Regions from separate parts of the Homo sapiens genome. Here region 2 is linked to region 1. A link is a loop called in an ENCODE intact Hi-C map of the cell type or tissue named here. Cell type or tissue: lower leg skin. All regions are shown on one strand. Links, peaks and the distances in the headings refer to the core of each region. The heading gives the core; the rest is flanking DNA. Region 1 has its middle 630 kb from the start of MIR4522. Region 2 has its middle 510 kb from the start of MIR4522.

Region 1 (5,385 bases), core at 111-5,110:
CACAAATAAGTTTCTGAGAATGCTTCTGGCTACTCTTTATGTCAAGCTATTCCCGTTTCCACCACAGGCCTCAAAGCTGTCCAAATATCCACTTGCAGATTCTACAAAAAGATTGTTTCAAAACTGCTCTTTCAGAAGGAAAGTTCAATTCTGTGAGTTGAATGCACACATCAAAAACATGTTTTTGAGAATGTTTCTGTCTAGTTTTTATATGAAGATATTCCCATTTCTACCGAAGGCCTCAAAGCCATCAAAATATCCACTACCAGATTCTTCATAAAGCGTGTTTCCAAACTGCTCCATCAAAAGGAAGGTTCAATTCGGTGAGTTGAATGCACACATCACAAACAAGTTTCTGAGAATGCTTCTCCCTAATTTCTATGTGAAGATATTTCCTCTTCCACCACAGGCCTCAAAGCGCTCCAAATATCCACTTGCAAATTCTACAAAAAGAGTATTTCAAAACTGCTCTATCAAAAGAAACGTTCAACTCTGTGAGATGAATGCACAGATCACTAAGAAGTTTCTGAGATTGCGTCTGTCTACTTTTTATGTGAAGCTATTCCCATTTCCAACGAAGGTCTCAAATCGGTCCAAATATCCAATTGCAGTTTGTACAAAAAGAGGGTTTCAAAACTGCTCTGTCAAAAGGAAAGTTCAAATCTGTGGGTTGAATGCAGACATCACAAAGAAGTTTCTGAGAATGTTTGTTTACTTTTTATGTGAAAATCTATTCCCGTTTCTCATGAAGGCCTCAAAGCACTCCAAATATCCACTTGCAGATTCTACAAAAAGAGTGTTTCAAAACTCTTCTATCAAAAGGGATATTCAACTCTCTGAGTTGAATGTACACATCACAAAGAAGTTTCTCGGAATGCTTTTCTAGTTTCTATGTGAAGATATTTCCCTTTCCGCCAAAGACCTAAAAGTCCTCCAAATGTCCACTTGGAGATTCTACAAAAAGAGTGTTTCAAAACTGCTCTATCAAAAGAAGGTTCAATTCTGTGAGTTGAATGCACACATCACAAAGAAGTTTCTGAGAATGCTTCTGCCTCGTTTTTATGTGAAACTATTCCCGTTTCCAATGAAGGCCTCAAATCGGTCCAAATATCCACAGCATTTTCTACAAAAAGAGTGTTTCAAAACTGCTCTATCAAAAGGGATGTTCAACTCCGTGAGATGAATGCACACATCACAAAGTAGTTTCTAAGAATGCTTCTGTCTAGTTTTTATATGAAGATATTTCCTTTTCTACCACAGGACTCAAAGCACTCCAAATATCCACTTGCAGATTCTACCAAAAGAGTGTTTCAAAACTGCTCTATTAAAAGGAAGGTTCAACTCTGTAAGTTGAATGCCCACATCACAAAGAAGTTTCTGAGAATGCTTCTCCCTAGTTTCTAGGTGAATATATATGCTTTTCCACCACAGGCCTCAAAACGCTCCAAATATCCACTTGCAGATACTTCGAAAACAGTGTTTCAAAACTGCTCTGGCCAGGCGCGTTGGCTCACGCCTGTAATCCCAGCACTTTGGGAGGCTGAAGCGGGCGGATCATGAGGTCAGGAGATCGAGACCATCCTGGCTAACACGGTGAAACCCCGTCGCTACTAAAAATACAAAAAAAAAAAAAAATAGCTGGGCATGGTGGCGGGCACCTGTAGTCCCAGCTATGTGGGAAGCTGAGGCAGGAGAATGGCGTGAACCCAGGAGACGGAGGTTGCAGTGAGCTGAGATCATGCCACTGCACTCCAGCCTGGGGACAGAGCGAGACTCCATATCAAAAAAAACTGCTCTAGCAAAATGAAGGTTCAACTCTGAATTGAATGCACACATCACAATGTAGTTTCTTAGAATGCTTCTGTCTACTCTTTATGACAAGCTACACCCGTTTCCACCATAGGCCTCAAAGCGGTCCAAATATCCACTCGCAGGTTCAACAAAAAGAGTGTTTCAAAACTGCTCTATCAAAAGGAATGTTCAACTCTGTGAGTTGAATGCACACACCACAAAGAAGTTTCTGAGAATGCTTCTGTCTGCTTTTTATATGAAAATATTTCCTTTTCTACCATAGGCCTCAAAGCGGTCCAAATATCCGCTTTCAGATTCTACACAAAGAGTGCTTCAAAATTGTTCTTTCAAAAGAAAGGTTCAATTCTGTCAGTTTAATGCACACGTCACAAAGAAGTTTTTGAGAATGATTCTCTCTAGTTTTTATGTGAAGATATTCCCATTTCCACCGAAGGCCTCAAAGCCATCAAAATATCCACTTGCAGATTCTTCAAAAAGAGTGTTTCAAATCTGCTCTATCAAAAGGAAGGTTCAACCCTGTGAGTTGAATGCACAGAACACAAAGAAGTTTCTGAGAATGCTCTGTCTTGTTTCTATGTGAAGACATTTCCTTTTTCACCACAGGCCTCAAAGCACTCCAAATATCCTCTTGCAGATTCTACCAAAAGAGTGTTTCAAAACTACTCTATCAAAAGGAAGGTTCAACTCAGTAAGTTGAATGCACACATCACAAAGAAGATCCTGAGAATGTTTCTCTCTAGTTTCTATGTGAAGATATTTCCTTTTCCACCACAGGCCTCAAAGCTCTCCAAATGTGCACTTGCAAATTCTACAAAAAGAGTGTTTCAGAACTGCTCTGTCCAAAGGAATGCTCTGCTCTGAGTTGAATGCACACATCACAAATAAATTTCTGAGAATGCTTCTGTCTAGTTTTTACATGAAGCTATTCCCGTTTCCACCATAGGCCTCAAAGCGCTCCAATTATCCATTTCCAGATTCTCCAAAAAGAGTGTTTAAGACTGCTCTACCAAAAAGAAGTTTCAACTCTGTGAGTTGAATGCATACATCACAAAGAAGTTTCTGAGAATGCTTCTGTCTAGTTTCTATGTGAAGGCATTCCCGTTTCCAGCGAAGGCTTCAAACCCGTCTAAATATCCACTTGCATATTCAACATAAAGAGTGTTTATACCCAAAGGACTATAAATCATGCTGCTATAAAAACACATGCACACGTGTGTTTATTGTGGCACTATTCACAATAGCAAAAACTTGGAACCAATCCAAATGTCCAACAATGATAGGCTGGATTAAGAAAATGTGGCACATATACACCTTGGAATACTGTGCAGCCATAAAAAATGATGAGTTCATGTCCTTTGTAGGGACATGGATGAAATTGGAAATTATCATTCTCAGTAAACTCTCGCAAGGACAAAAAACCAAACACCGCATATTCTTACTCATAGGTCGGAATTCAACAATGGGAACACATGGACACATTAAGGGGAACATCACACTCTGAGGCCTGTTATGGGGTGGGGGGAAGGGGGGAGGGATGTCATTGGGAGATATAACTAATGCTAGATGACGATTTAGTGGGTGCAGCGCACCAGCATGGCACATGTATAAATATGTAACTAACCTGCACATTGTGCATATGTACCCTAAAACAAAGTATAATAATAATAAAAAAGAAACAAAAAAAAAAAACAAAAAAAAATTTCTAAAAAACTGCCCTATGAAAAGTTCTGTTCAACTCTGTGAGTTGAATGCAAATATCACAAAGAAGTTTCTGAGAAGGCTTCTGTCTAGTGTTTATGTGAAATATTTCCTTTTCCACTGTAGCCCTCGAAGCCCTCCAAATGTCCTTTAGCAGATTCCAGAAAAAGAGTGTTTCAAATCTGTGCTAGCAAAAAGAAGGTTCAAATCTGTGAGTTGAATACACACATCACAAAGTAGCTTCTGAGAATGCTTCTGTCTAGTTTTTATGAGAAGATAACCACATTTCCAATGAAGGCCACAAAGCAGTCCAAATATCCACTTGCAGATTCTACAAAAAGAGGGTTTCAAAACTGCTCTATCAAAAGACTTGTTCAAATCTGTGAGTTGAATGTACACATCACAAAGAAGTTTCTGAGAATACTTCTGTCTAGTTTCCATGTGAAGATATTCCCTTTTCCACCACAGGCCTGAAAGCACTCCAAATGTCCTCTTGCAGATTCTACAAAAAGAGTGTTTCAAAACTGCTCTGTCAAAAGGAATGTTCAACTCTGTGAGTTGAATGCAAACATCCAAAGTAGTTTCTGAGAATGCTTCTGTCTAATTTTATATGACGATATTTCCTTTTCTACCATAGGCCTCAAAGCCCTCCAAATATCCACTTGCAGATCCTTCAAGAAGAGTGTTTCAAAACTGCTCTATCAAAAGGAAGGTTCAGCTCTATGAGTTAAATGCACATATCACAAAGAAGTTTCTCAGAATGCTTCTGTCTAGTTTCTATGTGAAGATACTTCCTTTTCCAACACAGGCCTCAAAGCGCTCCAAATCTCCACTTGAAGATTCTACAAAAAGAGTGTTTCAACACTGCTCTCTCAAAAAGAATGTTCAACTCTGTGAGTTGAATGCACAGATAACAAAGAAGTTTCTGAGAATGCTTCTGTGTACTTTTTAGGTGAAGCTATTCCCGTTTCTAACGAAGGCCTCAAATCGGTACAAATATCCAATTGCAGTTTCTACAAAAAGAGTGTTTCAAAACTGCTCTATCAAAAGGAAGGTTCAACTCTGAGTTGAAGGCACACATCAAAAGGAGGTTTCTTAGAATGCTTCTCTCTAGTTTCTATGTGAAGATATTACCTTTTCCACCAGAGGCCTCAAAGCGCTCTAGGTGTCCACCTGCAGATTCTACAAAAAGAGTGTTTCAAAACTGCTCTGTCAAAAGGAATGTTCAACTCTGTGAGTTGAATGCACACATCACAAAGAAGTTTCTGAGAATGCTTCTGTCTACTTTTTATGTGAAGTTATTCCCGTTTCCCACGAAGGCCTCAAAGCGCTCCAAATATCTGCTTCCAGATTCTACAAAAAGAGTGTTTCAAAACCACTCTATCAAAAGGGATGTTCAATTCTGTGAGTTGAATGTACACATCACAAAGAAGTTTCTCAGAAAGCTTCTTTCTAGTTTCTATCTGAAGATAATTCCCATTCCACCAAAAGCCTGAAAGCCCTCCAAATATCCACTTGGAGATTGTACTAAAAGAGTGTTTCAAACTGCTCTGTCAAAAGGAATGTTCAACTCTGTGAGTTGAATACACACATCACAAAGAAGTTTCTGAGAATGCTTCAGTCTCATTTTATTTGAAGCTATTCTCATTTCCAACGAAGACCTCAAATCGGTCTAAATATCCACTTGCAGTTTCTACAAAAAGATTGTTTCAAAACTGCTCTATCAAAAGTAATGTTCAACTCTGTGAGTTGAATGAACACAACTCAAAGTAGTTTCTGAGAATGCTTCTGTCTAGTTTGTATATGATGATATTTCCTTTTCTGCCATAGGCCTCAAAGCGGCCCAAATATCCACTTGCAGATACTAGAAAAAGA
Region 2 (5,385 bases), core at 133-5,132, 120 kb before region 1:
CGATTCTATTCAATCGCATTCTATTTGTTTCCATTACATTACATTCCATTCGATATCTTTCCATTATTCTCCATTCCATTCTATTCCTTTCGATTCTATTCAATTGCCTTCTATTTGATTCCATTCCATTTGATTCCACTCCATTCAACTCCATTCCATTCGAGTCCATTCCATTCCATTCCATTCCATTCCATTCCGTTCCGTTCCGTTCCATTCAATTCCATTCCGTTTGATTCCGTTTTGTTCCATTCCATTCCATTCGAGTCCATTCTGTTCCAGTCCATTCCATTCGATTCCATTCCACTCGATTCCGCTCTGTTCCATTCCATTGCATTCCATTTTATTCCATTCCATTTCATTCAATTCCTTTCCATTTGATTACATTCCATTCGATTCCATTCCTTTCAAATCAATTACACTGCAATCCACTACATTCGATTCCATTCTATTCCAGTCCATTCCATTTTGGTCCATTCCATTCGATTCCGTTCCATTCGATTCGATTCCATTCGAATCAATTACATTGCAATCCATTACATTCGACTCCATTCTATTCCAGTCCATTCCATTCCGGTCCATTCCATTCGATTCCATTCCATTCGATTCCATTCCATACTATTGCATTCCATTCGATTCCATTCTATTCGAATAAATTCCATTCGAGACCATTTCTTTCAATTCCATTCTATTTGAGTCCATTCCATTCGAGTCCATTACATTTGTGTCCATTTCATTCCATTCCATTCCATTTCATTCAATGCCATTCCATTCAATTCTATTCCATTCGAGTCCATTCCATTCAAGTACATTCCATTAGATTCCATTCCATTTGATGCCATTCCATTCGATTCTATTCCATTCGACTCCAGTCCATCCAATTCCATTCCATTCTATTCCTTTCCATTCCATTCCATTCCTTTCGTTTCCATTTCATTCGAATACAATCCACTCCAGTGCATTCCATTCGAGTCCATTCCATTCCAGTCCATTCCATTCAATTCCATTCCACCCGATTCCACTACATTCCGTTCCATTGCATTGCATTCTATTCCATTGCATTTCATTCCATTCCATTCTATTGGATTACATTCCATTCGATTCTATTTCATTCTAGTCAAATACATTGAAATCCATTACATTCTATTCTATTAGTACCCAGCAATATTTCCTCCTCCACTTCGTTTCCCACTGCCACTCCAGTATCCCTGCCCACAGTCCCACAGCCACCTCTGCCTAATTGGGAGGTCAGGACAGATGTCCCGTTCCACCCGATGCCATCTCCCAGGGTGCAGCCTCCTCATGGGGAAGAGGACTGCCATGGCTGGTGGTGACATGGGTAGCTCTGGCCTCCAGGACTTCTCCCGGGGACCTCTGCCCAGGACATGGTGCAGACAGAGGTGAGGTTACCATAAACTTCTTCGGAAATGACTGCAAACCTGCTGAGACCATTCCAGCACCTAACATGCTGACATCACAAGGTGGGCCCACAGAATGGGAAGGGCTAGGGAGTCCAGGTCCACAAGAGTCCCCCCTCCCTGAGCCCTTGAGCACAGCCATCCAGGTGTAAAGGACAATATGGGGGTTCTGGGGATTCCCAAGCCTGGGCCTTAGAGGTGAGTTCTAGCAAGGCCTCCAGATATCCTCCCCATCCATCCCCTCATCCTGTCTCACATATTGTAAAAACAAGGAAACTGAGGCCTAGAGAGTGAAGGGGCTTGAGCAGTCTCCCAGGCAGTTAGAGACAGAGCCCAAGTTAGATTCCATTTTTCTCTCATTTTTTTCCCCTTGGTCTGTCTCTGACTAGATATGTGACCTTGGAAGAGTCACTCCACCTCTCTGGGCATTGAAGGTTTACAACTTCTGACATGTTCATTCCAGAGGGTTGTCAGGACCTGACAGCCCTTCACCTAAACAAAACACTCTACAGTCTACAAATATTTGTATATCTCTTCTCTTCTCTGACCTCTGTAATAGCCCTATGAGGCTGTGAAAGTTGGTGCTTGTGTCCTATTACGCAGATGCAAATACTGGACTCAGAAAGACAAAGATCACACAGAAAGTTTGGGACAGGACTGGAACTAGAACCCAGGTCTCCCAAAGCAGGGTCCTTGCCATCACTAAGGCTAGGAATACATTAAGACTCCAAAATATGGAGAGTTGCTCAATGCATGCCACCAAAGTTAGAGCTGACCAACCCCAGAATGCTCAGCAGCTCTGGGACCCTGGAGTGGAGGACTCAAGGTAGAGGATGATGCCTAAGTCACACACATCTGAGCTCCAATCCAAACTCCACTACACAGCTGTGTGATCCCACTTTATGAGGCTCAGCATTCTCTAGTACAAAATGAAACTACAGAAGGTACCAAAAAGCTCAGGATGAGGGGAGAACTGCACCCTGAATGCAGGACTGCCAGGCAGGTGGTAAGCACTCATTAGCTTTTGTTTCAAGCACACAAATCATATGTTGTTTTTCATCATGTCTCCCCATGGTGTCTGGTCTATGGCTCCAGAACCAGGAGGCTTCTGATCAATCCTTATGCTAAATGATGGACAGATAGATGGATGGGTGGTTGGACAAATAAATGGATGGATGCATAGATTGATAGATTGATGCTGGGATGAATGGATGGTTGAATAGATGGATGAATGGATAAATGAATGGATGGGTGCTCAGAAGAGAAGACAGAATAAAACGGGAGTCAAAATGAAAATAACAAGATGATTGAAGGTTGAAGCAGATACGTGGAAGAGAGGTACAAGATCCAGCCCTTTGGGCTTCACTCAGCCCCACAACCACCTATCTTGGGGTAGCACTGGCACTTGCTCCAGATTATACCCCTGGACACCATGATGCTGCCGCAGAAGGTTTCATTGAACTGGGGCCCATCATGGCTCAGGAGGAATGTACTGAGAGCCAGGAGAAGACCCATACATTGAAGCTGAAGCAGAAGGTCTTCTCATCTGCCAAGGTCTCCTTACCTGCCATGGCTGCCAGCCATGCCCTGGCCTGTGCACCCCTGCCAGAAGGGGCCCGTGCCATCCAGCATAAACATCCAGACAGGATCACAGGAAGAGATGAAGCTCTTGGATCACTGCAAATCAAAGTTTAAAGTTAAAGGGGGGGCAAGACCCCTTCAGCTGCAGGCCCATTCCCTGGACCCAGCAGTTCAGCTGGGCTGAAGGCAGCATGCTTCGGTAGACCAGTGAACCCACTCCCCACCCTCTCTCCTTCCCTTGGGGCCCAGAATGCCTGGAGTTCATGTGTGAATATGGGTGAGGGAGCATGCAAGGGAGGGACAAGGGGAGGTTACAGGGGCTGGGCCCTAGACAAGCCTGTGACAAAACCTTCTTTGCCTACTTTGGGGCTGAACTGAGTAAGCAGCTGATCCCACACCTTCTAGCCCCGGGAAGCAGGGTACAATTCTGCAGCCAAAATATGTTAAAATGCTGCCAGAGGATTTCAGGATCCCACTGCCAGGCATTTCAGGATCCTAGATTTTAGACTCTTCAAGGATACTGGTCATTTTAGACCCTTCAATGGTCCTGGTCATTACCTCTTTCATCCTGCCCAGCATGTGCTCACACCAGCCCCTCTGCCTCATAGTCCTTCCCACAGGCCCTTTTTCTTACATTTTTTTAGAGAAGTTAAGCTCAGAGGGACTTTTAATCTATCCGGGATTCAGGCATGATGGCCCATATGTACTGCATGGTGACGATGCGCATGGCACCATTCTAAGCATGTTACAGTGATTAACTCAAAGGACTCCATGAGGCAGGTATTGCTATACCCACTGTGCAGAGGACGCTGAGCACAGACAAGTAACTTGCCCAAGGTCACACAGCTGGAAATTGTAGAGAAGCTGGAATGTGAACCCAGAAGCTGTGCCCCTGGCCACAGGGCAATCCTGCTTAAAGGCAGCACGAGGTTATGGGTGATAGCGCTGATGGCAAGGCAGGCTGCCTTGGTTTAGATCCTGGCTCCTGTACTGCAGGACAGCATGGTCTTGATCACATTACCTGCCAGTGTCTGTTTCCTCCTCTGTAAAATGGGGATAATAATGGTACCTCCCAGCATTGGCACTATCTCCAGGCCTAGGTGTCCTGGATCCTTCTGCCCCCTTTACACTCTGTGCAGCATCCAGACCTGCTTGTAATGAGCTCCTCTACTCCCCCACCAAAGCTCTGGTGAATTAATGTCCCTGTGGGGTATAAGTGACTGACAGTAACTTCCTCAATCTCCTTGCAGCCTAATCTGAGATGCCTTCTAAAGAATAGCATTCTAATATGAAATTTTTGTCCTGTGAAAGGCTAATGGGAGAAATCAGATTCCTTTGCAAGGTTACAGAAAAAACAGGACAATGAGTATCTCTAAGAGAGAATGCTCACTTTGAGTGTCGATGGGGTTAGGTGGCCGATACAGGATGAAAGGCTTTCATTTGGCTCCCTGACTTGCTGGGTTTGGGGATTTCCCTGGTCCTGATCATTACCTCTTTCCTCCTGCCCAGCATGTGCTCACACCAGCCCCTCTGCCTCATAGTCCTTCTTCTTACATTTTTTTAGACAAGGTAAGCTCAGAGGGACTTTTAATATGCCAATCGATGTTAATAAAACACAAGTCAAAGACAAGTGCAAACATGCTTTCAACCAACATTAATGAGGAAACAAGACACAAATTCTTTTTCTTTTTATATTTTAGTTTATTTTATTTTTGAGATGGAATCTCTCTCTGTCGCCCAAGCTGGAGTGCAGTGGTATGATCTTCACTCACCACAAGCTCCTCCTCCTGGGTTCACGCCATTCTCCTGCCTCAGACTGCTGAGTAGCTGGGACTACAGGCGCCTGCAACCACGCCCGGCTAATTTTTTGTATTATAGTAGAGAAGGGGTTTCACCGTGTTAGCCAGGATGGTCTCGATCTCCTGATCTCATGATATGCCCGCCTCAGCCTCCCAAAATGCTGGGATTACAGGTTGAGCCACTGAGCCTGGCCCTGTTTGTTCTTTTACATTTAATTTACAATGTATTTGCCACGTTTTAAAAATAAATTTAATTGGAATTTTATTGAAATTGTATGAGACATGATTTAGTCTAAGATGAACACACATTATTATTACTGTTTCAATCCAGCTATGGCACATTTCTTTGTTTTCTCTAGTTGTCTTTTATATCGCTCAATAAAATTTGTGGCTCTGGTACATTTCCTAATAATCATACATTATATTTCATTATTTCTAATTATTATAATGGATTGCATGTACATTTGCTATGTACCAGATATTATGCAATATATTCATTATCTCAATTCTTAAAACAATCATGTGATTTAGTTGGTGTTATTACTAGATTATTAACATTGTACAAGTAAAGAAAATAAAGACAAAAGAAA

What was found. A loop is a pair of places that touch in the nucleus more often than their neighbours do. Peaks named below come from ENCODE experiments on the same cell type or tissue, not always from the same donor. Only the 100,000 strongest peaks of a DNase experiment are listed, where the experiment ranks them.
Region 2: a loop joins it to region 1, with 21 times the contacts of the local background. A loop is called at or near these places in 1 of 110 quality-filtered maps.

Annotation. Positions count from the first base shown.
Region 1 is chr17:26,661,953-26,667,337 of GRCh38, reverse strand. No RefSeq gene overlaps it. Among named protein-coding and RNA genes, the nearest start is that of MIR4522, 630 kb to the left of the region's middle. In lower leg skin, for the core only: no CTCF peak of the experiment used is centred there; no DNase peak of the experiment used is centred there.
Region 2 is chr17:26,778,261-26,783,645 of GRCh38, reverse strand. No RefSeq gene overlaps it. Among named protein-coding and RNA genes, the nearest start is that of MIR4522, 510 kb to the left of the region's middle. In lower leg skin, for the core only: no CTCF peak of the experiment used is centred there; a DNase peak (open chromatin) is centred at 3,021.